Linked DNA regions of Mus musculus: region 2 is linked to region 1. Evidence: chromatin loops called from intact Hi-C (ENCODE). Cell type or tissue: gastrocnemius. All regions are shown on one strand. Each heading gives the region's core, and the rest is flanking DNA. Links, peaks and the distances in the headings are about the cores only.

What was found. Peaks named below come from ENCODE experiments on the same cell type or tissue, not always from the same donor. Only the 100,000 strongest peaks of a DNase experiment are listed, where the experiment ranks them.
Region 2: it touches region 1 in a loop (6-fold over the local background); 2 of 42 quality-filtered maps call a loop at or near these places.

Annotation. Positions count from the first base shown.
Region 1 is chr14:59,617,148-59,632,356 of GRCm38, forward strand. Shisa2 (shisa family member 2) reads left to right here and starts at 8,134. Exons shown (of 2, transcript NM_145463.5): 1 at 8,134-9,253; 2 at 12,488-14,513. The coding sequence starts at 8,920. The coding sequence ends at 13,041. It also overlaps the pseudogene Gm18073. In gastrocnemius, for the core only: CTCF peaks have their summits at 8,072 and 8,286; DNase peaks (open chromatin) are centred at 8,163, 9,110, 9,794, 10,246 and 4 more places; H3K4me3 peaks cover 4,548 bases; H3K27ac peaks cover 4,583 bases.
Region 2 is chr14:59,667,077-59,682,285 of GRCm38, forward strand. The region is part of intron 34 of Atp8a2 (ATPase, aminophospholipid transporter-like, class I, type 8A, member 2); the gene reads right to left. Among named protein-coding and RNA genes, the nearest start is that of Shisa2, 49 kb to the left of the region's middle. In gastrocnemius, for the core only: no CTCF peak of the experiment used is centred there; a DNase peak (open chromatin) is centred at 8,452; H3K4me3 peaks cover 695 bases; H3K27ac peaks cover 4,517 bases.

The sequences.
Region 1 (15,209 bases), core at 4,898-12,897:
TTTATATCAAATATAAACACCTACAATAAGGAGGACTTCTCTCCTTCACCCCCTTCTTTGACATGGTCATAGAAAAACAATGATCTTGCTAATTAAAAATCTCACGAAGACTATTGTCCAAAACTGCATTATTTCAATAAAGACAATAAAGTTGTCTTTCTACAACCCGGTTTCTCTCCCTGGATGTCACACCATACCATGACAATAGACACGTCTTTACTTCTCAATGCTGGGACTAGGCCCATCTCAGGCAGAAATTGCTCTCTGCTGTGGAAGTCCTAACATCTGGTGACCACCAAGTGAATGGGGGTTTCTGGTGTGGCACTAAGTTTCAACCACGCCTCCTCCGGAGTGGGGGCTTGTGTTTATAGCCAGTGATAGTCATGAGAGCACCCATATCAGGCCCTAGGCAGCCAAAGGCAGAACACAGGGGCCACACTTCCCATAGAACTGCGGACAGCAGTCTGTAGTGCCAGGCTCTTCACTGGGTCAGACTGAGGGAACAGGTCCTGCAGAGAGTGGAGAAGGGCCAGAGTGAGTGATGTCCTAAAGCAATGTGTGCTGTTGACATAAGCAGGCCATGAGGACACCATCACCTCAGGCCCATGGGAAAATGGCGAAGACTCATGCCGTCCCCCTCCTTGCCTGGGGGTGGATTCAGTGAGGCCCATAGGGATGTTAAGCCTTTCTCTGGTCCAAGTGCGAATGCTGACAATGAGAGAAGGTATGTTACCCCTGGGTATTTATGGCCTGAAGACAGCTCTCCTACAGACCCTACTCCTACTGAGATTAGCTAAATTTGCTTCCATGATCCATGGGCATACCATAAACCCTGCCTCTTTGTTTACCTGAATATAGTAACCCACCTCCATATTCAGCTATACGCAACAAGCCCACCTCTCTGTTCAGTTGCAGAGCTTCTGGGTGGCTGGTGTTTCTCCATGACAGAGCCTAGGGCACCTGATCCCAGCCTTTTCTGGGTCTGGATGTCTTTTCCTTTTCACTCAGGCCTTGTCCTGGACCCACACTGAACAAGGTGAGTTCCTTTTCCTCATAGACTTTCATTGCAAATGTCTCTCACATGCTGTAAGAGAAAATTCTTAGCACGGATCTGTTTATGAAAGAAAGGGCAATATAGATCCATTGCAGATACTAGCCAGGAAGTGCAGACCACCAGGATAGGTTCCTGAAGTCCCCAGCAGCAGGGGTAAGCAGCGGGTGAAAACGTGTCCACCTGAATACGGACACCGGGGAGTCTTCTTAATAAAGAAAACTTGGAAATTCCTAAAGGTATACAAGGGGCTCCTCACTGGATATAGGTAAGGGATAAGATTATAAGAAGCAGGGAGAGTTTAGAGATGGTGAGTAGGCCACCAAGAGAACTACTTGCTGCTTCTGAAGGGACTGAGCCTAACGGGTCAAGACTGGACTCAATGGTTTAACTCATCTTTGAGGATGGGATATAATATTTTGTTCTTCTCTGGCCTATAACTGATCATCCTTGACCTTTCCCTCACCCTGGGCAAGCTACTTGAAGTTAAAAATAGAGACCTTACAGTTTTTCTGTCATCATATGTTCAAATCTGTTGCTATGGGAACTACAGGATGAGAGTCTTAGAGCCCACACCCACAGTGACACACCTACTCCAACAGGGTCACATCTTCTAATAGTGCCACTTCCTGGGCTGAGCATGGGAACTCCAGGCAGGCATGGTGCAGGAGGAGCTAAGAGTTCTACATCTGAAGGCTGCTAGCAGAATACTGGCTTCCAGGCAGTACAGTCATTCCCACTTTATCAGTTCAGTTAACCTGGGCCAACCGCAATCTGAAAATATTAAGTGCTAAATTCCAGAAACAGCTCACATTTTAAGTTGCATACCTGTCTTAGTTAGGGTTTTACTGCTGTGAACAGACACCATGACCAAGGCAAGTCTAAATAAAGAACAATATTTAGCTGGGGTTGGCTTACAGGTTCAGAGGTTCAGTCCATTATTATCAAAGCAGGAGCATGGCAGCATCCAGGCAGGCATGGTGCAGGAGGAGCTGAGAGTTTTACATCTGAAGGCTGCTAGCAGAATACTGGCTTCCAGGCAGCTAGGATGAGAGTCTTAGAGCCCACACCCACAGTGACACACCTACTCCAACAGGGTCACATCTTCTAATAGTGCCACTTTCTGGGCTGAGCATATACAAACCATCACAATACCTTTCTGAGTAAAACGATAAAATCTTCACAGCCCAGAACTGGAAGCTTAGATGCTTGTCTGTTAGATCCACATGGTCCACTCTACAAGACCATCCTTCATTTCATGCCCGTCTAGGCTACCAGGTTAATGGCTGTGGTATCATTGTGTCACATTCAAATAATTGTTCTTTTACTTAGTAGTGACCCTAATGCATAAGAGTGGTTGGTGATCCTGGGAGTTTCAATAATCTGTATATATTTTATCATCAGTTATTGTATATCTCTTGTTGTACCTGATTTGTTAATTACACCAACATAAGTATCCATGCTGGGTCTGAACTCTCACCCATGAAGCTGATGCTATCTGCAGGTAGATGATGTGAGAATTGAATAGAATCAGAGGTCAGACACCTGGTTGGTCAGTTGCTGGCCTGTTCTCTGCTTCATATCGGAAGGCAAAGTTACCACATATCTGAAAGTTCAGAAGTCTTTTGTGTTGGGAGAATCTAGGAGAAACTTTCCCCCCACATATCCTCAGAGTAGATAAAGTATACACACATAAAGCCTGCCACCAGTGACATTCAGTACCTTCCCAATGTGTGTGACGGTCACCACCACTTATTCTAAGAAACTTTGAAACTCCAGACCCATCATGCAGTCATTTCCTCTTAGGTCCTCTCAGCATCTGATAACCACAAACCTATCTTCCCTGTCTTTGGATTTTTCTTTTATAGCCATTGCCTATAACGCATTGATTTTAACCTCCCTAAAGCTGCGACCCTCATGTTGTGATGAGCCCAACCATAAAATTATTTTTGTTGCTACTTCATAATTTTACTGATGTTATGAATTGTAATGTAAATATTTGTTGTATTCCACTGGTCTTGGGTGACCCCAAAAGAGTCTGAACCCATAGGTTGAGAACCTCTGCCAGAAGTAGCCTCCTATAGTACATGATCTTTGCATTGTCTTTCGTCAGCACAATGTTTTCAAGGCCCATCCTTGTTGCAGCATGTACTCAGACTTTATCCTTGTGTAGGTAAAGCTTACTGTAATTGTATGGATCCAGGACATTTGTTCATCCTTTCTCCAGCGAGCAGACAGTTATTTCCAGCCTTAGGCTATTGTGGACAGCGGTGTTTGAATATCAATGCAGAAGTTTATGCATGGACATAGGCTTCCAACTCTTTGAACTATATATACATGAGTCTCTGGGATGGTAGGGCCACATAGCCCTTCCTGACTTAACTTTTAAGGAACTGTTAAACTGCTTTGTACAATGGCTAGGCCACATTTCGTTCCACTAGCAATGTTTACAGATATCGGTTTCTCCATATGCTTACAAGCACTATTTTTCTTCCTTTTATCAACACTAGTTCCGTTCTAGGATTAATGAGGTTTGATTACGGCAACTAATGACTAGTGACAAAAAAAATGAACATCCTTCCATATGATTGGTCCTTAATTGGTAAGGGAGCTGTTCAAATCTTTTGTAAATTGAGTTATTTTTCTTTTTGTTCTTGAGTTGTTGAATGTTTATGTTATGGGTGCTAGACTCATTATATATGATTTGCAAATCTTTATATGCATGTGTGTGTGTTTAGGCCTGAAGTTGATATTGGATGTTCTCTTTGATCACATTCTACTTTATATATTGAGATAGGGTCTCTCCTTACACACATAGCTTGAAAATCCTGTGGTTTGTCTCCCAAGCTCTGGGATTGTGAGTAGCCAGTGGAGCTGCTGGGGTTACAGTCTGGTGCAGCAGTGGGTTTTAAGGAGCTAAGTTCTGGCCGTCATGCTTGCATAACAACTGCTCTACCCACTGAGCAATCTTCCCAACCCCGTTGCAATCATTTTTGCATACTTGCTGATCTTTCCTTCTTGTACAAAAACAAAAGTCTTGGATGCCTTCTAACCCAATATTTCCAAAGAGAAATTATGAAACAGTAAACATCCAATGGGGGTTAGATAAAACAGTGGAGCAAGATATAGAGTTAAAGTAGTAAAAATAATAATGAGGAGGAGGAGAAGGAGAAAATTTTTTAAAATGTAAATTAACATAATTGTTTAATTTGAATTCATATTGGATAACACAAATACTTAAGCATAAAAGAATATTTAGTGGAACAAATGTGAAATTTGCAATACTGCTCCTGTTCTCTAAAAAAGGTGGGGAACATGACCCAACGTGAAACTACTCGTTAGCAGACTACTGCCGGGTGTGTGGCCAGAAAGAAACTTCTGGTCTCTCACAGAAAAGCATGGTGGAGCTTGCAGCTTTTCTGACTGCCAGCACCTGAAATGTGATTACCTCTGTATGATTTATATCAACTCCGGGTCGCGAAGCTAAGACTAGTCATAATTAATTCATTAGCTTTACAGTACTGGTGATCAACCCCAGATCTTGTACTTGCTAGGCAAGTGAGCTCACGGAGGTACAGCCCATCTGCAGTCGTCCATTTGTTTAGGTGTATGGTCTTCAACAGGTACTAGTGAAATGTCAGAAGTTCCCTTTCTTTCTTCTCTCTGTCTCTGTCTCTCTTGAGAGTATGGGCTCAGGAACATATATAACCTTCCTTCCTTCCTTCCTTCCTTCCTTCCTTCCTTCCTTCCTTCCTTCCTTCCTCCTTTCCTTCCTTCCTTCCTTCCTTCCTTCCTTCCTTCCTTCCTCCCTCCCTCCCTCCCTCCCTCCCTCCCTCCCTCCCTCCCTCTCCCCCTCTCTTTCATGTTAATTTTGCTTTATTAGTCATCTGGAAAAGACAGCCCGTACAGGGAAGTGTTCATTTAATCCTCTTCCTCTTCATCCCCAGCTCAAGCACCACCCTGGCCTTTTTTGGTGTTCTCCTTCTTCCCACTTCCCAGGTAGCCATCACCATTAAAGACAACGGAGAGAGAAGTCAGTACTTCTGGGAGTCCAGACCAACCAAGAGGAATGCAATGTTCACCACTTACTTTCTGACCCTGATATGACAGTGGTGCATGAGCACACAGGCATGGTGAACAGATTCGCCCGGGACCAACTTAAGGACCTGGGTCTGCAGCCACCTCTCCAAGAAATAATTCCTCAATCTGAAGAAGTCCCAAACTGTAGTCCAGCTTCATCGTGGCTTCCTCTTGCCCTCACCCAGAACCCAGTGTGAACAAGTTGCCTCAGCAGAACTTTGCCTTCGGAGAGACTCCATAGGTCCTTCTCGTTCAACAGCAGCCCCCAGAAGGCTTTGGGAATCTTGGTCAGAGTAAATTTGATGCTCCACACCTCACGTTTGTTCAAGAGCCCCATACTCTCAAAACAACTTAAGTTCCTGCTCGAGATGTGACTTCTCAAAGGATCCTCATAGACTAATCATTGACTATTTGGGAAAGAAACAAGAACGTGTCCTTAAACCACAGTACTACCAAACCATCTGACCGATTCAGTGTGAAATGGTCAACAATTTCTTTATAAACCCTGGATAAACCATGGGTGTTTTGGAGACTCGTATAAATGGAAAGGAAAGGGAGTATGGAGCAAGTGCTGTCTGCACTAAGTACAAATACCTTGCATCAAACACAACAACTAAGAAACATACTTAAAGTAGGAACCCACTTGCAGAAGACTGAAGTAAGTTTCCCAGCATTCAAAGGAACAGCTCACAACTGCCTGTAATTTCAGTTTCAGTAGATCCTGTGGCCTCTTCTGGCCTCTGAAATTCACACATGTTACATACTCACTCACAGACAAACATGCCTACACATAATTAAAAACAAAATAAATTTTAGAAAAGTATTAACCCCCAGAATACCAGGTAAATCAATTTCTACTGACACTGGGAATGGTGACCAGTGGATTGGTAAATGGGCTTTGGGGTCAGGCAACAAGTGAGTGGTTCCAGGAAAATTGACACCCTCTGTCCACCTGGGCTGGGAAATTTGTCCCTACCAATAAAATGAGCAAAGTAATGTCTTCCTTATGGGTGGCTGTGAAGATTAAATATGCTGAGAGATGCTCAGTACAGGATATCAGCCACCACAGGAACATGGCTGCCTAGAATATAATAAGAATATAGTAAGTGTTCAGAAAATGGTAGCTAACCATAGTCACCATCCATTACATGATTCCACCCATCAATCCTTGGCCTCTTAGGGCTTAAATCTAAACACTAGTGTTTGATATTTTTCTCTCCTTTCCTCTCAGCCTAATGTCACCCTGTGTGTTTTAACTGGCCCTGTAAAGGGTCAGAGAGCTGGATCAGTCAGTAAAGGCTGGGTTATTCAAGCATGAGGACCTGAGTTCGAATCCCCAGCACCTATAGAAAAGCTAAGTGTGGTGGCTTTGGCCTGTATCCTATCATGGGGTGGGATGGGGGCACACACAGGCAAACTTATAAGCCTGCCAGTCTAGTTAACTTGGTAAACTCCAGGTTCAGTGAGATACCATGTCTCAATAAGGAAAATAATTGAGAAAGAGGCCTGACATCAGTCAACCTCTGGCCGCCACACGCATGCTCATATATGTAGACATACATGCACATACAAACACCTACATACCCACCGCTCACACACGCATTGGCTCTGCACAACGCTGCTTATAGATCGTTGTATCATTTTTACTTGCTTGATTCCGTTCCAGTCCAACTGCTCTGTTAATTCAGAAACATTAGTCTGCTTGAGTTTGTGACCACACCCATCTGATCTCTGATGCTAATCAGGGTTGGGCCTAGTTAGTTTGTGGGTTGGAGACCACCCTGCTTGAGGGAAACGGTTCGAGGAGCCAAGGTGAATCCCCAGAACTCGATTCGGAATGTGCTTATGAAATGAATGCTTCTTCAATGTTGGAGTTTTGTTCATTTCTTAGCTTATAGGGGTTGATGTTTGGCGCATTTAAAATATGTCTTTTCAAGACTGGAGTGGAGCTCTGTGGTAAAGCATTTCCTTCCCAGGCCACGCTCTGGGGTTCCGTGCAAGGGTCCCTTAAATGACAAGAATAAGGTGTTTTGTTGGGCACAGGCACAGAAGGAAGAGTTTTCTCTGTGAATATTTTCTGGGATGAGTGGAAGGCTTAATTCTCAATGTTTTAGGTAAGGGTTGCACTAAGAGCCCTACAGTGGTTTAACTCAAAAATGTCTTTGCTATGGACAAAATTGCCTTGTATTCTTGTTACAGCCAGTTCTCCATTAGATACACAAAGAAACAGCCCGGAAACACGTGATGGTTCCTCCTTCAGGGGCTGGGTTTAGCATTCACATGGAATGACTCCAGCTGAGAAAGACGCAGTAGGTCCTTTAAAAATACTCATCGTTACTTTAATAGCATCAGCACCTGCTCAGCTGCTTCAAGAGTGAAGCTATTCGTTTCTTCTCAGAATGTCTGGCGTCTGAACCCTTGCCTTCTTCCTGGCTGCAGCTGTCTAAGCCAAGGAGGTCAAGTGTCACACGGAGGCACCTTTCTGCCGGACGCCAACAATCACCACACCAAATTAGGGAGGGGAAAAGAAAACTAATAAAATAATATAGTTAATTTAGTCAGTGACCCTATTGACTTTCTTGCTGACCTCTTTACTGTGCAGTGCCATGGCACCGGGAGGCCAGGCACCACAGCTCAGATAGGGTTTGTGTTCGTCCTGGGCCTGGAGGTTGAAAGCTGAGCAAGACAAGTCTATCTGAGTGATGACTGAGTCCTCTGTAACATGGAAAGTAAGAATTATTCTTTGGAGAGTTGTCAGAGTAACTCGGAATGTTGGACGTCGAAGATCCGCACTAAACTTACTTCTGCTATCCTTGTTTTAACTGGCTTCCAAGGCGTGGCTGACTTAAAACGTGTTTTCCCACTTGTCTGTTCTGTTCACCCGCACCGCTGCCTGGCCACTGCCACACCTTTGGTGAAGGAAAGTGAAGGGCTACGAGTGTCCCCTGGCGGAGGGAAAGCCCTCTCGGCACGCATGCGCGCAGGGGAGCCTCCAGCCCCTCTTTAAGTGAGGAGCGCGGTGCGCAGCCGGGCAGTCGGAGCTGGCTCGCAGCCTTGCCAGGCGAGCGTGGGGTGTCCGCGCGCTCCTCTGCTCCCATAGCCCGAGGGACTGAAACTTCCGTGGGCGGCTCCCACCGGAGCGCACTGCCGGGGGCGCACCAGCGACAGGGAGAAAGGAGACCAGACGCGGGCTGCAGTAGGAGCCGGGGAGGGCAGCCCGCTGGCCCGGCGCCCAACAGCAGCCGCGCGGCCGCCGCCAGCCGGGCGGGCTCCGGGACTGCAGGGGAGGTGCGGGCACTCGCAGCGTCCCGAGCGGTGGCCGGAGCCATGAGGACCGAGCACAGAGTGGCGGAGGCAGAGCGCAGCCGGCCGCTGCTGCACTTGCCGCCGGGAGCACTGCGCGCACTGCCCGCCTCCTTCGCTGCTTCTCGCAGGGGAAGTGAATAGAGGGGGAAAGCAGCCACCAGCTCCGGACTCTGATGCTGAAACGCTCCAGCCGCGGCCTGGCTCCTGGTCGGCAGCGAGGCGTCCCCTCGAGGATGCCCAAAGAAGGTCGGATCACAAGCCAAGCTTTCAGAAACGTTTCTTCTGTGATGCCCCTGTGAAGGCCGAACCTAGCAGGGACGTGGTCACTCGCAAGGAGGGATGACTTAGACCCTGGCTCTGCAGCCTGGGCTTCGCCTCAGAGGGGAGTGTTCCTCACGGAAAGCCCCAGGGATCGCCGAACCATAACTTCTTGGGGGAGATCTGTGACCTCTAGAGACATCACCGGTGCCCAGGGCAGTGCCATGTGGGGCGGACGCTGCTCACCTTCCACCTCTTCCAGGCACCGCGCGTCGCTGCTGCAGCTGCTGCTGGCCGCGCTGCTGGCGGCGGGGGCGCGGGCCAGCGGCGAGTACTGCCACGGCTGGCTGGACGCGCAGGGCGTCTGGCGCATCGGCTTCCAGTGCCCCGAGCGCTTCGACGGCGGCGACGCCACCATCTGCTGCGGCAGCTGCGCGCTGCGCTACTGCTGCTCCAGCGCCGAGGCGCGCCTAGACCAGGGCGGCTGCGACAACGACCGCCAGCAGGGCGTAGGGGAGCCTGGCCGGACAGACCGAGAAGGCCCAGACAGCTCGGCAGGTAGGCGAGCAGCAGCCAGGTGCAAAGAGGGAGCGGGAGGGCGGTTGCTTTGCCTGGGCAAGAAGGACCAGGAAGCCTGGAGATTTTAGGAAAGGGCCGGGGAGCAGAAACCTGAGTTTTTTGTTTTTGTTTGGGGGTTGTTTTTGTTTTTGTTTTGTTTTGTTTCCCCTACTCATTAACTTTGTATGAAGTGGGGCAAAAAACCTCGAGAAAAAACACGTTGCTTCTGTTCATGGTCCGTGCCTTCCTTTCCCTTCGTCCCATTTCCACTGGGCTTAATCTTGGGAATAGTCAAGAAAATGACAAGGGTGCACCCCTCTGGAGAAGGCTTGTCCAGGGTTCTCCTCCAAGGGTCCTCAGACGGAGGGCAGTTCTGGGGGACAGCAGACGACTTCCCGTGGGTGACGCACCTTTTCACATCTCAGGGATCCCTTCTCTCCCGCAGGAGCCAGTGCACAGCTCCCTGTGACCACCTAGGCCTCTGGGAATCTGGATTGGCCTCCTTAGGCTGACTTGATAGACGTGCCACTGGAACGGAGCCCAACTTTGCTCATTGAGACTTTTGACTATTTCTTAATAGACAAAGCCAGATTTTGAAAGTAAGCCTGTCAAATAATTTAGTAGATGGCATTTCCTTAAGGAGAGGCTGCCAAATTGAGTCTCTCTCTGTGCGTGTGTGTGTGTGTGTGTGTGTGTGTGTGTGTGTGTGTGTGTGTGTGTGTGAATGAGTGCTACAGGCACATACATAGGTTTGGAGCTGCCTGCGCTTTGGCACAGGTGGTTTCTGCTTTATAGAGCAGTCTCCAGCCCAGCAGCTCTTTGCAGTGCAGTTAAGCGTTTTCTTAGTTTGCTCTTCCTGCTGCTGTTGCACTGACTTCAGTCTGAAAGGAGGAGAACTGAGGGTCGTTCTGGAGAAGGCACCATCTGAACTGCAGCTCAGTTTGCGGAGTGTGTGGTCTGGGAACAAAGCCTAGAGAAAAGAGCCAAATGGCTACAATAAGGTGTCTGTTCAATTGGGCTTGTTAATAACTTCTAAAAGTCGGGATGGAGTTGGCTAAGGCTGGAGGCAGCGGCCTTCTCACACTGTGGATGCTGGCCATGGCTGCCCTTCACTCCACTCCTAAATCTTTAAGTCTCCCGGTTCTCTCACAGCCCTTCTGCAATGAAGGACGAATTGCCCAATTAAGCCTGCGGGGGCTTGTGGTAGCACTGCATTCTTTACCCCTGTGTAGTTATTTACACTTCCAATTAAGAATCCTGGAAAGAGAACAGTTATTTCTCCCCCAAACTCATTATGTGGGCTGAGACTGATTTCAGCTGGATTTTGCTATCATATTGGAGGTAAAACTTCTCTGTGGGTTTTTGTTTGTTTGTTTGTTTGTTTGTTTGCCATTTATAACATGAGGGAGCTGGTATCTTAATTTAGGGAATGAGATATTTTTACTGTGTGTAGGAAAGGGCTTGGCTCTCACTGCTTGGACGGGGCCTCCAGTGCTGGTGTAATGAGAATGGTACAGCTGTGGGAGCCAGCTGGGCTGCAGATGGCAGCAAGCCTTCTGGTCTGCGGAACGGACCCTGAGTACAGAAGTGGCTCTGCTCAGCAGTTTATTTCTCTGTGATTCTGTGTGCTATGTGAATGGGGACGCCTACTCCCAGGATAGAGTCTGCAAAAGCCATTCGCAGATCTGACCTTTGAGGTCTGGGCTCCGTGTTGCCCCATCGGAAATGCTGGCAACTGTGCCTCACCAAGACTGGTGAGACCCATGAACCCCTGTTCAGATGGAGTCCTTAGGGAGGGCTGGGCTTGGCTCAGTGGTGACATGGTTCCTTAGCATCTGGGAGGACTCTGTCCAGGTCAGTTCCCCACACCTCACACCCACTCCCACACCTGCTGAAAAAGAAACCTAGTTGGGAACTCACCAGAAAATGCAGCAGTTTCTTGACTGTAGGGAGACTTCCACAGAAGTGGTCCAGAGGCTTCCTGCAGGCTCCTCCTGTCTGCTTAGGTCCTGAGCATGCTGCCCCGCGTTCCTGCCTTGCCTATGGCTCCCATGATTTAAACAATTCTGTTATTTATTTTTAAAAGATAATATATAATTATATATAATATATAAAGTCTCACTTTATAGCCTAGGCTGGCCCAGTAGCTCACTATGTAGTCTAGACTGGCCTTGAACTCCAAGACAATTTTCTTGTTTCTGGCTTTCCAAAGGTTAAAGCTGAGAGTCACACCATGCAAAGTTCCTGAAAGGTTTTTTTTTTGTTTTGTTTTGTTTTTTTGTTTTAAAGAAAATAACTTTAAAGTGAAGTTCATTACTCTGCTAGTTTTACTCACAACCCTTTATTGTTATTTTATGGTTTTATTTTTCAGAATAACTTAATACCCACCGGCTCTTGCCAGCCTTCCTTTTCCCCCACTCACCCTCAGCCTCTGGTAACAACTTTTGTGTTATGCACTTTTATTAAGCATGGTTTTTTGTTTTGTTTTGTTTTTTGTATGTTTGTTTGTTTGTTTGTTTTAGATCTGTGCACTTTTTTTACTACTATATATTTTTTTTAACTTTTATCCATTTTGTGTGTGTGTGCACAGCGTGTGCTGTGGCGTGTCTGTGGAGGTCAGAAGACAACTTGGAGATGTTCTCTGTCCTCCGTCTGGGTTCTGAAGATTGAACTCCGTTCATTATTATGCTTGGTGGCAGGAGCCTTTTTCTGCTGAGCTGTCACCCTGGCCCATTGTTTGTCTTTTGATTGTTTTTCCCCTTCCACGTCTTATTTCTTATTTGGAAATGACAAAGGTTCAGAGTCTTACCTAAGTTATTTGTTTTTTATGGTTTTTTTTTTTTTTCTGCCTGTAAGAAAAGAAACTTGTTTAAAATCCTGGCAAGAAGAAGCCAAGGAATGTGTAAAGTCATTCATATTTAGAGCCGGTGCCCTGCTAGGGAAGACTTACATTTCTTTAGGCCATTCAGTTATTGTAGGATCACCTAGATCTAGCCTGTACTGTGACAGCTTGGACATGAGCCTCTGGTATTGTATTAGGGGACTCTAAGTGGGATTATGACGTTTAGCTTCCAGGGGCCTTGCCATACCTGTGAGCCTTGGCAGCGTTCCAAAGCACTCGGGCACGGAAGATGCACCTTGGGCACTTCTGGCCTGACGGAGCTGGCCCGGCCTTTGCTGGTCGCCGTGTCCAGGGATTCTGATGGGAAACCTAATGCTGTGTTCTCTCTGCAGTCCCCATCTACGTGCCGTTCCTCATCGTTGGCTCAGTGTTCGTTGCCTTCATCATCCTCGGGTCTCTCGTTGCCGCATGCTGTTGCCGATGTCTACGTCCAAAGCAGGATCCCCAGCAGAGCAGAGCCCCAGGGGCCAACCGCCTGATGGAGACCATCCCCATGATTCCCAGTGCCAGCACTTCCAGGGGCTCATCCTCTCGTCAGTCCAGCACCGCTGCCAGCTCCAGTTCCAGTGCGAACTCGGGGGCCCGGGCTCCCCCGACGAGATCACAGACCAATTGCTGCTTGCCCGAGGGAACCATGAACAATGTGTATGTCAACATGCCCACAAATTTCTCAGTACTCAACTGTCAGCAGGCCACCCAGATCGTACCCCACCAAGGGCAGTACCTGCATACTCCATATGTAGGCTATGCCGTACAGCATGACTCTGTGCCCATGACGCCAGTGCCTCCGTTCATGGATGGCCTGCAGCCTGGCTACAGACCAGTGCAGCCCCCCTTTGCTCACACTAACAGTGAGCAGAAGATGTTCCCTGCAGTGACTGTATAGCCTGCACGGCACAGATTAGACTCCTTTACGAGACTGAACAACATGGGGCCTGATTCTTGCACCACAAGTCTGCTCAAGTTGGTGGTGTACCCGCCGATGCGCTTCCGGATGACGTCATTCACCTCTAACCTATAAGGGGACATCTCCACAGCAGCGTGTCTGTGTGTGTCTCCAGATGCAAAATTGAAAGCCACAGCCCCTGGAGTTGCCACCTGTGTCCTCAAGCGTGTGACAAAAGCTTGAGCCCCTTAAGTGCCCTTGAGGTGTGGCTGCCAGAGTCAGGGGTTGAAGGATGTCTTTATTCCTTTCTGTTTCAGCGGCGGGCACAGGAGAATGCCCATTACCGCCCCTTTACCTGGGCTTTTTTAAAATCAGTGTTCAAGGCTGAAAGGAGATGTAAATTATATAATTATTATGAAAAGAAGCGATCTTGAACTCCGACCCTAGTCATGAGCCTCAATCATCAGAGGCATGTCTTAATTTCATTGTAAAAGATATAGTCTGTCTATTTTTATGCTTTTGGGGGAGGGGAGGCTATTATGTGCTTTTGTTGATAACCATGTGTAGAGATCTTAAGTGATTTTTCTACAGTACAGAAATTGAAAGAAAATGTCCATTTCTAAGGAAGACATTCAACATTCTGGGGGTGGAGTGGCATTGAAGCCATTCCTCTCCTTTTGATGGTGTCTTTTTATTTCCTGGCTCTACAGAAGAAGCAATTGGATGTGGTTTTTGTTTTGTTTGTTTGTTTGTTTGTTTTCCATTGAAAACATGAGCTGTCATCTGCTGCTCTCCAAGTTACTTTCAACTTTGCCTCATGATACAGCCTGGTGGTTCATTTGTTCTGCCCAGTTTTGGGATCCCCTTGTCTAAATAGTCCCAAGGGCAGGAAATTATCAATGGGCCGATGAAGATCAGTAAAAAAACAACTGTACTGAGGAGATGCTCAGATAGGTTGTCCGCTGTCACTGGGACATGAGGTGGCACTTAAACCTCAAACGTGAACCACTTTGCAAATCAGAAGGCTTTTTTATGCTCTTGTTATCAGATGGTTTATTTTTCCAGCAGCAGGAGCTATGAAATCCAGAGAAAAGCTCCCCAGGGAGACATGGCATCCCTTTTCTCCTCAGCCTTCAACAAGCTCTGTGTTCACTGCCAAGGTTTTAATTTATCAAATTCAACTGAATTTGTACATTGGTTACTTATGGAAAAAGTTTAAATACATTGTAAGTGAATTTTCAACTGCTAGCAAAGCCAAAATTTGTTAAATAACTGTGAAGTTTGGTGTTTTATACCATCCTACCCACAGCGTCTTCTTCTTGCCTTCTGTCATCTGTTTCTCATCTCATGATGACAGCGATAATGTTACATTATCAATGGCAATTGGTACCAACAGATAAGAATCAAAGATTTTAATAACCAAAGCAGGAGAAAATCATTTTAAATTTTTAATAAATATTTTATGGTGTGAATTCTTCGGGGAATGCTTATTTTGTGATTAGTCATTGTTAATAGAACACAGAATCATAACTGCTGTTTCTGGGGCCATGAGCCTTGCTTACACAATACCTGGTACCAGGGAAGGACAGGCATATCTGTGGCAAAACTTGACACTCAAAAGCAGGGTTTTTTTTCCTTTGGGAATCTTCTTTTCTCACGGTAATGCTTAGGAGCTGATCAACTGACCCAAAACAACCACACAACCACAGTTGGTACTTCACAAACACTTGAGTAAGGCTGTGTGTGTGTGTGTGTGTGTGTGTGTGTGTGTGTAGGCACATGTGTAAAATGGCACATCTGTAGGGGCCAGAGGACTTGTGGGAGTCTGTTCTCTCCTTCCACCATGTGAGTCCCAAGAATCAAACTCTGTTATATTAGGCTTAGCAACAAGCACCTTTACGCACTGAGCCATTTTGCCATCCCCAAACCTGATTTATAAATACTGAGATCTGAATTCCATGAAATTTCAATGTCACAAAATAGTTTTTACCCCATCGCTTCCCCCACAACCATCTCAAAGGGTAAAATCCAGCTTGAGCACTAGCTATACAAAGCCAGGCGACAAGCCAGGGAGCTGTGGTCAGCCAGTTCTTTATCTGACACCAGGACCTTGCTTGATGCAGGTTGGCCTCTGCATTTCTGAAGCGGTGGATGGCGCTTAGGGGAGA
Region 2 (15,209 bases), core at 3,757-11,756, 49 kb after region 1:
TCAACTCGAGTTTGTAATCAATTAAATTCTTTTACGAACTTGCCCTTTCATGACAAATGGCTTTGCCTGTTGGGGTTTTGGGTTGAAATCAGGTTTGAAACTGCTGTCTATTTTGACTGGTACACTATTTTAAAACAGCAAACTCCTGAGGTCACTAAACCTGCAAATTAATTACAGTAAAAACAACTGTGTTCACCACTCTGAAGTTTCCCTAGCGCCCCATCAATGCTCATCTGTGGGGGTAAACATCCGACTTTATCAATTCAAATTAGCATTAAGACAAACAGAATAATTCAAAGCTGGCTTAGGACCTGCTGCCTCAACTGCTGAAGTAATTAAAGAAAGATGAGCCTTGCCACTAATTAACCTTCTAAACACTAATTAAAGATAATGAGGGTTCAAGGTGCTTGGCATAGGCTGACCTGCTGGCAGAGTCCGAATAGATTCAGAGAGGGAAAGGACAAAGTAGTTACAGGTGTGCTCTCTGAGTGTCTCTCTGGGGAAATGGCTGCCCAGTTGGGGGGACTTAGTCATTTTTTGTGCCATCTTCAGCTATATAGTAACTTTGTGGCCAGACTGGAATACATGGAATACTGACTCAAAATACCATAACAACACCCCCACTCCCAAAACTAGTCCACACCAGTCAGGACAACATCCTTGTGATGCTGCCAGGTGCCAGGAAACAGGCTTTGTACAGCCTTGTGGAAAAAGTGGGAAGATGGGAAGAGACTGGTAGACTTCTCATGTTGTCTGGCTGGGGATTTTTTAAGCCCCTCACACCCAGAGAGTCATTTGGCCTGGGATCTCTGTTATATGCAACTCAGAGTATATTCCTCTGGCCCAGGAATTATTGCTCCAAACTAATTCTCGATCGCTGGCTTGGGACAGACTCTAAGGAGCCTGGAGGGCAGGGTACAGTATGAAGGCACAGGACCCCATCAAAGTCCAAGAATGGGACTTGACTCTTTTTGCCTTCTGACCTTGAGAGATACTTAGTGATTATTATTTTTATAGGGCTGTTTCTGGATGTTTGTTTATCTACACGGTCAGCTTGGCTGGATTTAGAATCATCTAGAAGACACACCTCTGTGTGTATCAGTGTAGGCATTTCCAGAGAGGTGTAGCTGAGGAAGGAAGACCCATCCTGGGCGTAGGCAGCACTACTCCATGGGTGAGGTTCCCAGGCTGAATAAAAAGGGCATAGGTAGCACTACTCCATGGGTGAGGGTCCCAGGCTGAATAAAAAGGGCATAGGCAGCACTACTCCATGGGTGAGGGTCCCAGGCTGAATAAAAAGGAGAAAGCCAGCTGGGCACCAGCATTTCTCTCTGCCTCCTGGTTGTGGATGCATGGAACCAGCTGCCTCATGTTCCTGCTGCTGCACCTTCCCAGCTATGGTGGACTGTATTCTCAAGCCTCGAGCCAAAATAAACTCCCCCTTGGTTGCTTTAGTTGTTTTTTTTTTTTTTTTTAATAGCAACAAGTAAAGTGATACAGATGTGACTCATAACAGCTGGCTTTTACATTGCCATGTTCTCCATTCTCACGCTGAGCACACATTACTTGTACTAAATGAGCAGCTACTCCTGTTGGCCTTGAATGACAAGCCATTATTTCTCACTATAGCAGTGCTTTGGCCTTTAGTGTGGTCAGACAGGGGACAGCACTCTACAGTCATGTATTTAGCTCTTCTGTGACCAAGGGTAAGACAGTAAATTACCGTTCTCTTTTCTTCTTCAAAAGGCATGAGGTCACTCCAAGAAGACTTTTCTATAATTCAGACTGTCCCAATGAGGGGGAAACTTTCAGATGAAATGTGCTTGTCCTAATATCTTCTGCTTGGGAGAAGACTCCTGGTGGCACATGACTTTGGTTCTACATGGCCACATTGCAAAGTAGAAGGCCAGATTTAGTATTCTCTACTCAAGATTTCTACCTGTAGACATGCCTTATACGCGGAGCTCCCATGACTTACAGAGTAAAGCTTTAACTTTATTCTGTGGACTGGTTTAGCCTTTCTTACTTATCCAGGTTTTCTCTTATTATCTTTCTGGACTCAAAAATGTAGAGCCCAGAAATCTCATCATATGACCTGGGGACATCTACCAAGTCATCCTCTGTAGCTGGAATGTCCCTTCAACCTCATTACCTGGCAAGAAATTGCCATCCACTCTGGGCTGTCCTAGAATTCTCTCCATCACTAAGTGTCTTAGTCAGGGCTAATATTGCAACAATGCAACACCATGATCAAAGCAACTAGGGGAGGAAAGAGTTTATTTGGCTCACATTTTCATAGCTCTGTTTACCATCAAAGAAAGTCAGGACAGGGACTCAAACAGGGCAGGGTCCTGGAGGCAGTCACTCATGGAGAAGCCATAAAGGAGTGATACTTAGTGGTTTGTTCCTTCTGGCTTGCTCAGCCTACTTTCTTATAGAAGCCAGGACCACCAACCCAGGGATGGCACCATCCATAATGGGCTGGGCCCTCCCCCACTGATTACTCAGTAGGAAAATGGCCTCTCTATAGGCTTGCCTGGACTTATGGAGGCATTTTCTCAACTGAGGATCTTTCCTTTAATGACTCTAGCTTGGGTCACATTTACATAAAACTAGCACAGCATGAGAATACTATTAAAACTGGATTTCTATCCGTGGCCTAGTCATCTGTCACCATTACCTCCCTTCTTCACTGCCCAGTTTGATGTCTGACAAACTGTCTGGGTTTGACCCATGGACTTGCTTGTATCGGCACCACACAGAGTAGAACAGAGTCTGGGGTATAGCTCAGTCTGTATGCTCTTGGTGACATTTTGCTGGTTTCTACCCCAGCATCACAATGAAACAAACCCCAAACCAAACAAAATAGAAAAGCAACAACACTTGTGCTTTAAACGAGCAGCAAGAGTGGAAAGTCCACACATGTTCGTTCTTCATCCCAGTTGACTCCTGAAGATTAGGAGGAAACCTGAACAGATGTTGGCCTTTGAGAAGGCATTCTTCAATTGCATGTGGTCCTCACAGGGACATCTCAGAAAGTATGATGCTACAAACCCCGCAGGTATTTGGGGGCAAACTTTTGTAAGGACTACTGTGTGACTGGGTGACGGTTTATGAAGAAAAAAAGCCGTTAAGGGAAAGATTATGGTCTGCCTAGCTGCTTCTGAACACATGCACAAAGGTTCGAAAGATCAAACTGCAAGCACCACCGTAACTCTGCTGTCACTGTTTCCTACTGAAGCTAACATATAGACGACAGAGGAGATCAAAACAGACTGGCAGGAGGTGCATCTGGCAGCCAGAGCCTGCAGCTACTACTGTCCTAGGCTGGTGTGCATCCAGCAGAGGTATAAGAGAACAAGGATTGGAGAACAGGAAACCTGTGCACTCTGCACGCTGCTGCCATGTTCAAGAAGCAAATACGCAGGACAAAGCAATGGCAGGGACAATGGTGCACACTTGATGAAATGCGGTCATGTCCTTTAAAAGTTCACAAAAAGGGGAAGGAACAGAAGAAAATCAGAACGGAGTAAGAACTAGGGACCTAGAGTTCACACAGGAGGATGTCTGCCAGCCTTGTGGAAGAAGAGCCTGGTGCATTCATTTTTCACATGTTAACGTTGTCTGCAGACATTCCGTGCAACAGGGAACAGACAGGTGTCAAATGTCTGAAGGGATGTTTTCATTTCCAAATGCCAAGGAAGCCAAAGTAGACACTCCACACATACACACAAGGGCAGAAGTGCAACCCCAGTGGGCTATATGGCAGCTGCATAGCTGCTGGTTGCAAGAGCAGAGGAGAGAGTGGTGGGAATGAGCGGCTGAAGTATCTCTTTGGGTTACAGATTGAAAGCATATTGGGACTCTATTGTGACATAGTCTTTGTGTGTCAAAAGTTCCAGAGCTCACCTGTAGCTGCTAGTCACAGGACACAATCTTGTCAGGTACCATGGCAACACACAGGTCTAACCAGGCCCAGCTTGCCCCTGGCTTCTGAGTCTCCTCTGCACATTGTGAAACGGAATGTCCACAAATTGAATAAAAGCCAATGGGCTTTGTCCCCAGCTTGTGACGACTCGGACCATTCTCTAGCCCTTGAAAAGAGTTGTGAGGATGGAGAAAAGATGATAACTTAGCCAAGGAGGCCCATGGTGGCTACACAGAGGGGTTTCAACAGAGGCCTGGGCCCATTTCTTTTTTAAAAGGCAAGTGCTTTCTGAATAGGTGAGGGGAAAAATGGGGGCATGAAAGGCCCGAGTGATAGATCAGTGCTTTAAGAAAATAAGACAGCTGCCATTTTAGCAATGCCTTGCTAACTATCTAACATGCCTTCCACTTGGAAACCCTTTGACTGTCTGATGAATGAGCAACAGAAAACAAACGGGAGCTAGAAAGGCCTGAGGCTGCCACGACTGGCTGCCATTTCCAGGAAATTCGATGGGCACATGTACAAGTCTTGCTTGGACTACACCCTTTAATCTAAATACTAATGTATGCTCTGAACTATACGTGTAATTAACATGAAGATAGTCAGGAATGCTTTACTCTCTCTAAAATGAATATTCTTACGAAGTATTTCGAATCTCTTGAGGAATGCCATGCATCTGGATTTGGTGACCGAATTGAAATATGAAGCTAATAGATGCTTTCAGGGTTACATCAGTGTTAGCTGTTCTTTCAACACTAGTTTTTAAATTATAACTTTATATATCTAAAAATATTCAAGCAAAATGAGAACACATGTTTCGTGTAACCCACATCAAATCGGAACATGTTGAAATGCACACACAGGTGCTTTCAGGTTAATGTGCCCCTGTAAGGGCACCAAGCCAGAAGGCTTTATTCTTGGTCTTACAAATAGGGCACAGATGAGAAGGCTTTAATCATGGGCTGCCTTCTTTCCAAAAAAAAAAATTTCTTACAAAAAGTAGCCTTGGTAATTAATCTATTCATTTCCCCCTCAGACAGGGTCTCACCATATAGGCCAGGCTAGCTCCCAACTTGAGTTCCTCTTGCCTCAACCTCTCCGTGGTGGGATTACAGGCTTTAGCCACCATGCCCAGGGAAATGAGATGGTTCTGTTCCGGGCACACACATTGTTCAGCATTTCCTGTCTGCACACATTCACCATTTAGTGCACCATTGACACAATCACTGCTATGTCTGTCTTGAGTTCTGGTACTGACCCATGCATTTTGTTAAGAGATATAAGTTAGACACAGAGGAGTACACACACGAGCTTGTCCCCAGTTGTAAAGTGAGCTATAAGAAGACAAAACTGGATATAAATTGGAATACATCAGGACTTTCCGGTCACCATAGGATTGATTGCCAGGACTCAGCATGCTTCTGCAGAGTCCTGGGAGCTGGAGAGCACTAGGAATGTCACCATCACCTTCCTGTGACAGCTGAAGCAAGAGGATTCTCTGGCCCACCTTGCCTGTGATTAGGCCACGAGACCTGTCCTTCTGAGATCTTTTCCCATGTCGGGGCACAGGATGCTGCACAGAGAAGCCTTGCAGGGGTCTCCCAGGTTGATTTCCATTAGATCAGCCCCGTTTTGGTCTAATCACATGTTGTCATGGTACTATCCATTCCTCACTGACCCTAAGCATGAAGTGTCCCTTCTTCCTAGACCTTTGGCTCCTCATTTCGAGGGGTCTCGTGCCACACACAACTTTGCTAAACAGATTGGATGTGCTGTCCTCTCCTTGGCCTGTGTTTTGCTATAGAGGTGTCAGTTTGTACCTTACAATGAAGAACACTTCCTCCCCTGCTCCACTAAGCTCTACAGCCCTCTTCTCTGCTCAGTCCACCCCTCTGCTCACTTGACTCCCAGCAGCTCCCTCTTCTCTTGCTTCTCACCGAGTTCTTACTCCAGGGCAGCAGGAACTTGCCACTGTCTATTTGGCCACTGTTGCCTGGCACTTCCTCAGTTTTCCATACATGTCTGTTACATGACCCAATAGTGACTGGCCTCATTGTATTAGGGCAACCGGCTGGCCGCACCTACAATGAAGCCAATGTGTTTACTCATTAGCAACTCCCAATTACCACCACCCGAGGTGTACTGAACGAATCCTAATTGCAGAGGGAAGAGAACAAATGCTGAATGAGCATGTTATCAGTGCCAGTGCTGTACCAGAGGGGAGAGACTTAACTGGGGCTCAGTGTGGAGCTGATGACCAAAGCTCTGGTAAGCAGACATGACTGGGTCAAGGCCTACAGAACAGGATGGCCATGAGAGTTGTTTTTAGAGCCAAGAACAGTTTTGTTTGTTTTCCCCGGGGGAGGGTTGGGATGGCATTTAAAATTTTTCTACTTCTATTAATTAAGCATTTGCCTGAAATTCCTATAAAGCAACAGCTAAATGCACTGGATCCTATAGTCTATTTTCCAATGGTAACTCTGACATTCTCTAAGTTTTGGTGGAACCACCAGGCCAATGATGTCATATTCGTCATATTCACTGGTTACTAAGTCAGGCTTTGTCTGGCTTTCCTAGTGCCAGGTGGAAACAGAACTCCCACATCTGTGTCCGAGGCCACACCTGCATACACCCTGTATAGTCTCTTTTCCTCCCACAGTCCAGTGCACCAAAGAGCCTGGAGATTCTCTTGCACATTGTACAGATGATGCTAAACTCTAGGATGCCTTGACTAGGGTTTCCCTGGTCTACCGTCTCAGAGAGGCGGACCCTGGAAATGTAGACTGTTCACTCGGTTTCAGGAGGACCGCAGTTGGTCACCTACCTGGAATGTCTTAGCTCAAGACAGCTTAAAAAGTTGGCGTTGGGAGGAGAAGGGTCAACTAGAAAAGCAAACAATCCCTCAGGACTTAACAGAGCTTGGCAGAGACCTTAGAGTCTCTGAGGAACCAGTTCCCACCTGGAATGTCACTGTTCACAGTATGCGCCCACCACCAAAAGCAGCACGTTTCCTATGGCTGCTCAAATGGCTGAGATAGAACCAACTTATAAGAGGAGGAGGATTCTGGCATCCCTTCAGTACCTGTGAGGGGATTCAGGTCTTCTGTCAGTGCTCTCCAGGGGGGTCAGCAAGCCCGAGCACTGGCTAAGGTTGGTACTAACAGTGTTTAGTAAAAATGATTCTTGAAAGGTAGAAAAAGTGGGCATGAAACGAACTTAACTCATGAATCAAAAATGAATATGCCGGAGTGCTCCTGACACTCAGACCTGAGGCTGGGCTGCAGCGAGCTGCCAGCTGACCCTCAGTCCCACCTCACCAGCACACCGGCTCTCCTCTCTGCTCTGCCCATGCATTCCCTAAGGTCTGTAGTCTCTCTGTGGCAGGGAGCAGCTGAACTTCAGACGGGGCGCCTCATCAGCTAGCACATCCTTCCCAGAGAACAAGAAGGCTTTGGCTTGCCTCAGTAATCAGTATCAACCAGTGTTTAAACTTGTTTAAAATTATTAAACATTAGCCTATCAAAGGAAAGGCTGTGGGGATTTAACACCCATAAAGTCACAGAGAATTGATTATTTTTCCGTTGACAGGGGCAGCCCAGGGGTTCCCTAAACGCTAATGATGTGTTTTCCTTCCCTGAGTGTTTACTCTCCTCCTCTTTCCTTCCTGTGCCCGGGACGCAGGTCTCAGCAATCCCCCAGTGGGTAATCCAGTCAGGCCTTCTGCAATTTCCTGGACCATTTACTCCCTTTGTCTCACTGATGCCTTTCCTCACCTGTGTGTGTCAGCCCTGCTAGAGACTGGGCAGCTATGGCCTGCCTGCCAGCCTGGTTCCCTTCTGCCCTTGTTTTTCTAAGAACGCTCCCTTTTGTGTCGGCCTCACTGGTGGTTTCCCTTCTCCCAGAATGAATCACATTTATTAATTTCTTTCGCAGACCATACCGGAGCCCATAAAGGCAGTTCTGTCTGGAAGTCATCTGTATCAAGACAGCTGATAGGTCCATTAACTCTTTCCACTCCATTCTGAATTCTTCAATCCTGCCTGCCTTGGGGAGTTGGGGGTGGTTTCTATGCTTGCTTCATGACCCCACCCCCTGCAAGTAGGAACTGAGAAGGCAACACACAGCCTTCGTTCCATTACTTCAAGTTCTCACACAACCAGGGCAGGCTTGCCTGCGTTGAGCCTTTCCCTTAGATGTTTCAGGCAGGGAGGCATCCCAGTCTGGCTCCTGGGGCTCCCACAGCCTTCTGAGCACTGCAGTGAGAATGAAATTATAAATGGAGGCACTGGAGAGACGCGTTACCCTGGCCATGGGCTAAGAACCTGGTCTAAGATGGTCCGTGTTTCCCTCTCTTTTTGGTGGACAATACTGGGCAGAGGGGAGGCCTCCCCTCTGAGGTTTGGGTCTCTTGGCCACAGTGCTATCATAACAAGATGGGACTGCAATGCCTAAGTCCCGTTAAAAATAACTTCTGCAGCTGGGCAGAGACTTGAGCAGTCTTAATGTGGTCCTTGCCTCCGTTCCAGTATAAACCAGCTGGCCCTGCAAAGGGCAGTGAGGGCCAAGGCCATCTGGAAAGTCTATTTACAAAGCAAGTATGTTATTGGCACTGAGGAACAATCACCAACAATTAGATGTGACCAGAGACCATGGCATCGTACCATTCATATTTAATAACAGCACTGTGCACACTGTAAGAGGTGTCAGAGCACAGGCTATGCTTTTTGGAGATAACCCTGGAGTGTGTAAGTCCAAACAGTGCTGATGTCTATAATCTGCTTTATAGGATTCGGCAACCTGAAATCTTGGGCCAAACAGGGCTAAACACAGCAACTCTGGCAAAACCTTGGGACTTGTTGGATCTGTGATTCGGGTCCATGGGGGCCCTCTGTTATATAGACGCTCTGCATTAACATTTGAGTGATTTCTTTTTCTTTTTTTCTTTTTGAAAAACAGGGTCCTTCTAAGTTCCCTAAGTGTCTGGCCACCCCTTCCGGAGTTCAAGCTCTCTTCTCTCCTCTCAGTCTCTGAACCTCAGAGATTACAGGTGCGTCTGACAATGACCACCACCATAACCACAGCAGAATGTGTTAATTTCAGGGAAGCCCAAGCTGCCAGGATCACAGTAGAGAAAGACCAAACCTATGTGTAATGTCCATGAGCATTTGTTTCCAAGGCTTTGTGTGGGACAAATGGCAGGGGCTGGTGGGGACACTGTATTTCAGGTGAGCACTAGGATAGTCTGGAGTGTTAGGGAACAGCTTGTGTGGGCTCAGCTTCTTCTGTGTAAGAGGAGCTCCTGGAGGCAGTGACCCAAAGGAAAACTGTCACTGGATGCAACCTTCTCACAAACCTCAGTCTATGCACTGGGGGTGTGGCTCCGTGGCATCTCACCTGCCTAGCATGTGTGTGGCTCTGGGGTTATTAGCACCACACAAAACAACGCCTCATTCTGGATGCCTCCACTATGGTATGCCTAGGCTTCAGCTACACTGACCCAAAAGGAAACAGAGTTCCCGCTGTGTCCATACCCTTTGCTAAGGAAAACCCCACAGCCTTTGAAAAGAGCCAGTTAAGGATGGCCAGCAGAGATAGATTGTCTTCTAGGGCAGAGGATGAAGTGAGAGCTTGTACTCTCTGAATATCTACATATGCTGTGGGTTTTTTCTATTTCATCCTCAAAACGGATTTGTGAGTGGAAAAGGGGACGTTCAGAGAAGTTAGTAACCCATTAGCTAAGGCTGCACAGCTAAATGAGTGGCAGGGCCCGGAGCCTCATTCCGTCCTGTCTGTCTCGCAACTGCTCTCCTTGCTCTGCTTCATGACACAGTCGTGGAAAAAATGCAGCTGGAAGGCAAATCAATCTCACCCAGGTGCTGGAGGCAGACACTTGCCACCTGGCATGGAGAGGTTTGCTGAAATGATGCCATAATTTCCTACCCTTTTGGCCAATAAAAAACTAATAGTCATTTTAGGAAAAAATGTGGATGGGGTAGGGGAGGAAATAAAGAGAAGATGGAGGTACATGATGCCAACAGCCATAACTCTGAGAAAATACAACCCCCCCCCCCCCTGGAGCTGATGTAAATCCAATACTGAAAACCCCGACATGGATGTTGATGTCTCACGGGAAAGGCTCCATTCCAACACCACAAGGCAGCCATGTCAAGACCAAACACTTGAACCATTATTGTGGCTTTATTTACTTACTTATTTGGGGTGTTAGGGTTGGAGCTCAGGGACCCTCATGAGAGTCAAGAGCCCTACCCCTGAGCCACACCCCAACCCTTAAATACTCATTTAAAGATGCAAGAATTCCTGTTTGATGACCACAATGTATGAGGTGTCTGAGTTGAAATTTTGGGACGATTTGGTTGTATTGGGAATATATATATATATTTATATATGTACACACACACACATGGAGTCATTGGTTTTAAAAGTAGCATTGGGAGAGAGCATGCTACCTTACCTGGTGACTTTGTAAATCCTGGGAAGGCTGCAGGTGCTGGCCCCTCTCCTTTAGCAGAGAGCACTGTGCTAAGGTTCCTTTGTCTTGGGCAGTATCTGTCCTGTGCTTCCCACCCCCCTCCACCAGTGGGGCTTGTCAACATACATCCAGGTTGTCCTTGGGGCTGGAAGGGAGAGCTCAGGCTTTGCAGCACCCCGCTGGGATCAGATTCCCTCCTGAGGTCACTCTATGAGAGTCCCCAGAGCCGCGCATCAATGTTCTCAGAGAACACAAAACCGGAGGGAGACACTCGATCGCTGGCAGAAGACTCAAGGCCAGACAGGCTGCTATCTTTTCTCAAGCCCAGCCGGCCTCAGGTCAGGGAAAGCACTTACATGAAAGAGAATCTGAGTTTTCCTGGGAAGCCAGAGGCAGCAACCAGAACTGCTTGTCCTTGAAACTGGAGACAGCCAGCATGGCCACCTGCCCTCTTCCTCTCCCCCTCCTCCAACCAACTGTGCTGAACAGAGAGAAGGATCTCTAATGAAACAAGAGTCTCCTTGTTGTTCATCAGACTAAGACAGCGTCACTTCTACACCCTCTCCTCCATTAGTCAGCCGATTTCTTGCCATATGGAAAACAACATGGCAGAACTCACTCTATCCTCTCTATCCTACACCAAGGAAGAGAGAAACGCTAGAGGACAGTTCGTCTGTTAGCATACATGCTGGTTTTGGACATTTGTTTGTTATCTCTCTAAAAAGTAAGTAGTCATAGTAGATTTTCTTCTACCAGAAAAAAAAATCTTGAGTTAGACTCTAGACTAAAGAATGGAAAGTACTAAAATTTTGAAGGAGTTCTTTCCTTTGGGTCATTCTTTTTTTTTTGGGGGGGGGCGTTTCGAGACAGGGTTTCTCTGTATAGCCCTGGCTGTCCTGGAACTCACTCTGCAGACCAGGCTGGCCTTCTACTTGCTGCATTTAAAGATCCATGCTCCTAACCTAGAGTGAGTTGCATGATTTTGTTTCATTGCATGTGTGCACATCTAGATGAACACGTGTTCCCGTGTGTGCTTGCCACACATAAGGTCAGCCTTTCCTTTTCTTTTTTGTCCAATGTGTCATTGGGGGATTGCTCACCAGAGATGGTGTGGGGACCCACTGTCTTCAAAAGGGTCCCATCCTTTGCTTTCCTCCCTTCTGATTGTCCCAGGTTTGCTGCGGGCCATCTGCCCACTAGATAATAGAGGCATGCTGTTCTCTTCAGGATGCAGAGTCATCCACTTGACCTCCTGCGAGCTGCCTCATCCCTGGTCTTTGATGAGTTTGGTTTGCTTCTTTCACATCTGCTTGGATTCTGGACACCTCTGTGCTGGGAGGGTCCAGGGGGAATGGGTAGAGGGTGGAACTCAGCCTTCCTTCTGGAGATCGTCTAGAGTCTAGAATCTAGACTCTGGCTAAGGCTGATCACATCACCCTTCCATCTCCATTCCTTCATTCCTTCTTCCTACCCATTTGACTGTCAGTTCACCTAACCCATGCCACACGTGTGTATGTGTGCGTGTGCGTGTGCATGTGTGTGTGTGTGTGTGTGTGTATGTGTATGTGTGTGTGTGTGTGTGTGTGTGTGTGTGTGTGTGTGTGTGTGTGTGTGATTGGCTCATAGAGGAAGTTCCATAAATATTAGTTGACTGAAGACCTGGATATACAAAAGTCCAACTCAGTGAGGTGGCAGAGAGGAAATGAAGGTAACCTGGTGTCTGGTTTGGTGGCTCATCTCAGAGGTGGCCACAGAAACAGAAACAAGGATGCTGCATTTTCCAAGGAAAACCCGTTTCTCTTACAGGTTAAGGATAGGGGAGTTGGAGAGATGGCTCAGTACCCACCCACATCAATCTGCTGACAGCCAAGTGTAGCTCCAAGCTCCAGGTGATCTGACACCCTCTCCTGGAATCTGTAGAAACCTAAATTTGTGGACTTACGTGCATTCAAGCTTAGACACACACACACACACACACACACACACACACACACACACACACACACACACATTATTTAAAAATAACAAAAACAATTTTTTTTTTTTTGGTTTTTCGAGGCAGGGTTTCTCTGTATAGCCCTGGCTGTCCTAGAACTCACTCTGTAGACCAGGCTGGCCTCGAACTCAGAAATCCACCTGCCTCTGCCTACTGAGTGCAGGGATTAAAGGTGTATGCTGTTGAGGTTAGTCTTTTGCTGTATGTGTAATGTTAAGTATGGGCCCCAAGGCCTGCCTGGTTGCCTCAGAAACGAGTCAGAATACAGATCCAAGTGATGCTATGTGACCTTGCCCCCAAGTTTTCTGATTGGTAAATAAAGATGCCGATAGGTAATAGCTGGGCAGAAGAGACATAGGGGGGTTTTAGGGTTCCTGGGCCTGGGTGGGGGTGGTCAGAGGAGAAGCATGAAGGAGAGGAGAAGGTAAGGAGGAAGAAAAGGTCGAATACAGATCCAAGTGATGCTATGTGACCTTGCCCCCAAGTTTTCTGATTGGTAAATAAAGATGCCGATAGGTAATAGCTGGGCAGAAGAGACATAGGGGGGTTTTAGGGTTCCTGGGCCTGGGTGGGGGTGGTCAGAGGAGAAGCATGAAGGAGAGGAGAAGGTAAGGAGGAAGAAAAGGTCACCATGGATTAGGAGTCTAGAAACCATGGCCCCGAGGGTTGGCCAATTGGAGTTAAGAGTAGCCCAGATGAAACATAGTAATAACTCAATTATCAATAGGAGAGCAGATTCTAAAAACATAGAGGGTAGGTGTCTGCTCTGCTCGTGGGCTGCTCAAGCTTAATATAAATAGAAAGGTTGTGTGTGTCTTTTATCTGGTTTGAGATTAAAAATGTTTACAACAGTGTGCTACCCAGGAGATGTTTAAAACTTATATTCATGGGCTGGAAAGAGGGTTCAGCAGTAAGAGCACTGGCTGCTCTTCCAGAGGACCCAGGTTCCATTCCCAGCACTTACATGGCAGCTCACAGGGTAGGTAAAACATCAATGCACATAAAATACAAGTAAAGAAATAAAGGAACACTTAAAAAAAATCCCTTATATTCATGAGGCTTAGGGAGGAAGCTCTAGGATAGAGGCTTGCCTTGTGTGCCCAAGGTTCTGGTTGTTCCTCATTGCCACAGAAAGGTGGCTGCGGTGTATAATGTAGTGGTACATGTCCGTCTTCCTACCACTAGACAGACAGGAAGATATACTTTAAAGGTGAGATTTTTTTTGTCTGTTGGTTTTTTTGTTTTTGTTTTTTTTTTTTTTGTTTTTTGTTTTTTGAGACAGGGTTTCTCTGTGTAGCCCTGGATGTCCTGGAACTTACTCTGTAGACCAGGCTGGCCTCGAACTCAGAAATCCGCCTGCCTCTGCCTTCCAAGTGCTGGGATTAAAGGCGTGCACCACCATGCCTGGCTCTAAAGGTGAGATTTTAAGACAAGAAAAGTCTTGGAGAAGTGAGAAGGGAAAGGGTCCAAACCCTCTCATCAGCAAGGAAGCAAGAATTCCAGGAGTTGGTTAACAACTACTGAAGGCGTCTCTCTTCCCCACAGTAAAGCTGCAATTTTCTAGGAATCTTACCAGAAACACAATTTACAGGGGAAGAATACGTACTGCTCCCCTTGTGCAGTCTTAGTGGCTGCTGGTTTTACTTTAACAGATTATACATCAATCCAAGGCACCCATGACTACCTTATAACTGATCTTATCAAGAGAGTAAGGGGTATGTGTGTCCTAAAACCCTTGAAATGGAATCAGAGCCCCCCAAGTGGCATATATGAATAATTCTTTTTTTGTTTTTGTTTTTTGGGTTTTGTTTGTTTGTTTCGAGACAGAGTTTCTCTGTGTAGCCCTGGCTGTCCTGGAACTCACTCTGCAGACCAGGCTGGCCTCGAACTCAGAAATCCACCTGCTTCTGCCTCCTGAGTGCTGGGACTAAAGGTGTGTGCCACCAACACCCGGCATGACTAATTCTAAGATACTTAATTGCATGACTCTATTGAGGAGGCCATACCTAAATTTGGGTATGCTTTAATCTCCTCCCACTTTCCCTTGAGCAGCAGAGACCTGCTCATGGGGATGATTTTCTGAGTGTCTCTTTCTCCTAATCATCATGCCTGAGCCTATATTAAAATGTCTTCAATAAAAACCTCCAACTCTTCTTTATACTGGCTCGGCCTGAGATTCTTTTCGGAGTGGAAGCCACAAATCTAGGTTTAGCCGGAGTCAAGGTCCCTTAGTTTAGGGGGAACTCTTCTGGCTGCTGAGGATGATGTCACGAAGCTGTGTTTCTGTCCCCCACCCCACTCCCAGCCCCTGTGGACAAATCCAAGGGCTTTGTGTAGCTCAGAGGTGTAGCATAGGCAAGCCCCTGAATTCAGTTCCTAGCACAGCACAGAAGACAAAACAAATGGAAACAAAAAGCTCCCCATCTTTCTATGAAGAGAGACTCCTGTGGTCTTTCCAGGCTAACAGTCCACAGCCCATCATACTGTGAGTCTGTGGCCAAACTCACAGCTGATACTTGGATACTTTGCACCCTCCTAATGGCTCAGTCTGTCTATGTCATCTCATAAACCGTCCTCCTCCCCTCAAAGCATTAGCTGTCTACAACAGATGAAGAGACGGTGTTACTGCATTCCCAGATTGCCCAAGGGCGCGTGGTTAAGGGCTCAGCCAGAGTTCACACAGACTCCAGATCAGGGAAAGTGCTTGCCCTGCAAATTAGAGGTAGGGGAAAGACTGCCTGGTACATGTTCACTGCTACTGTCCTCCCAGGTCCTTTATACCCTAAGCTTTTCCC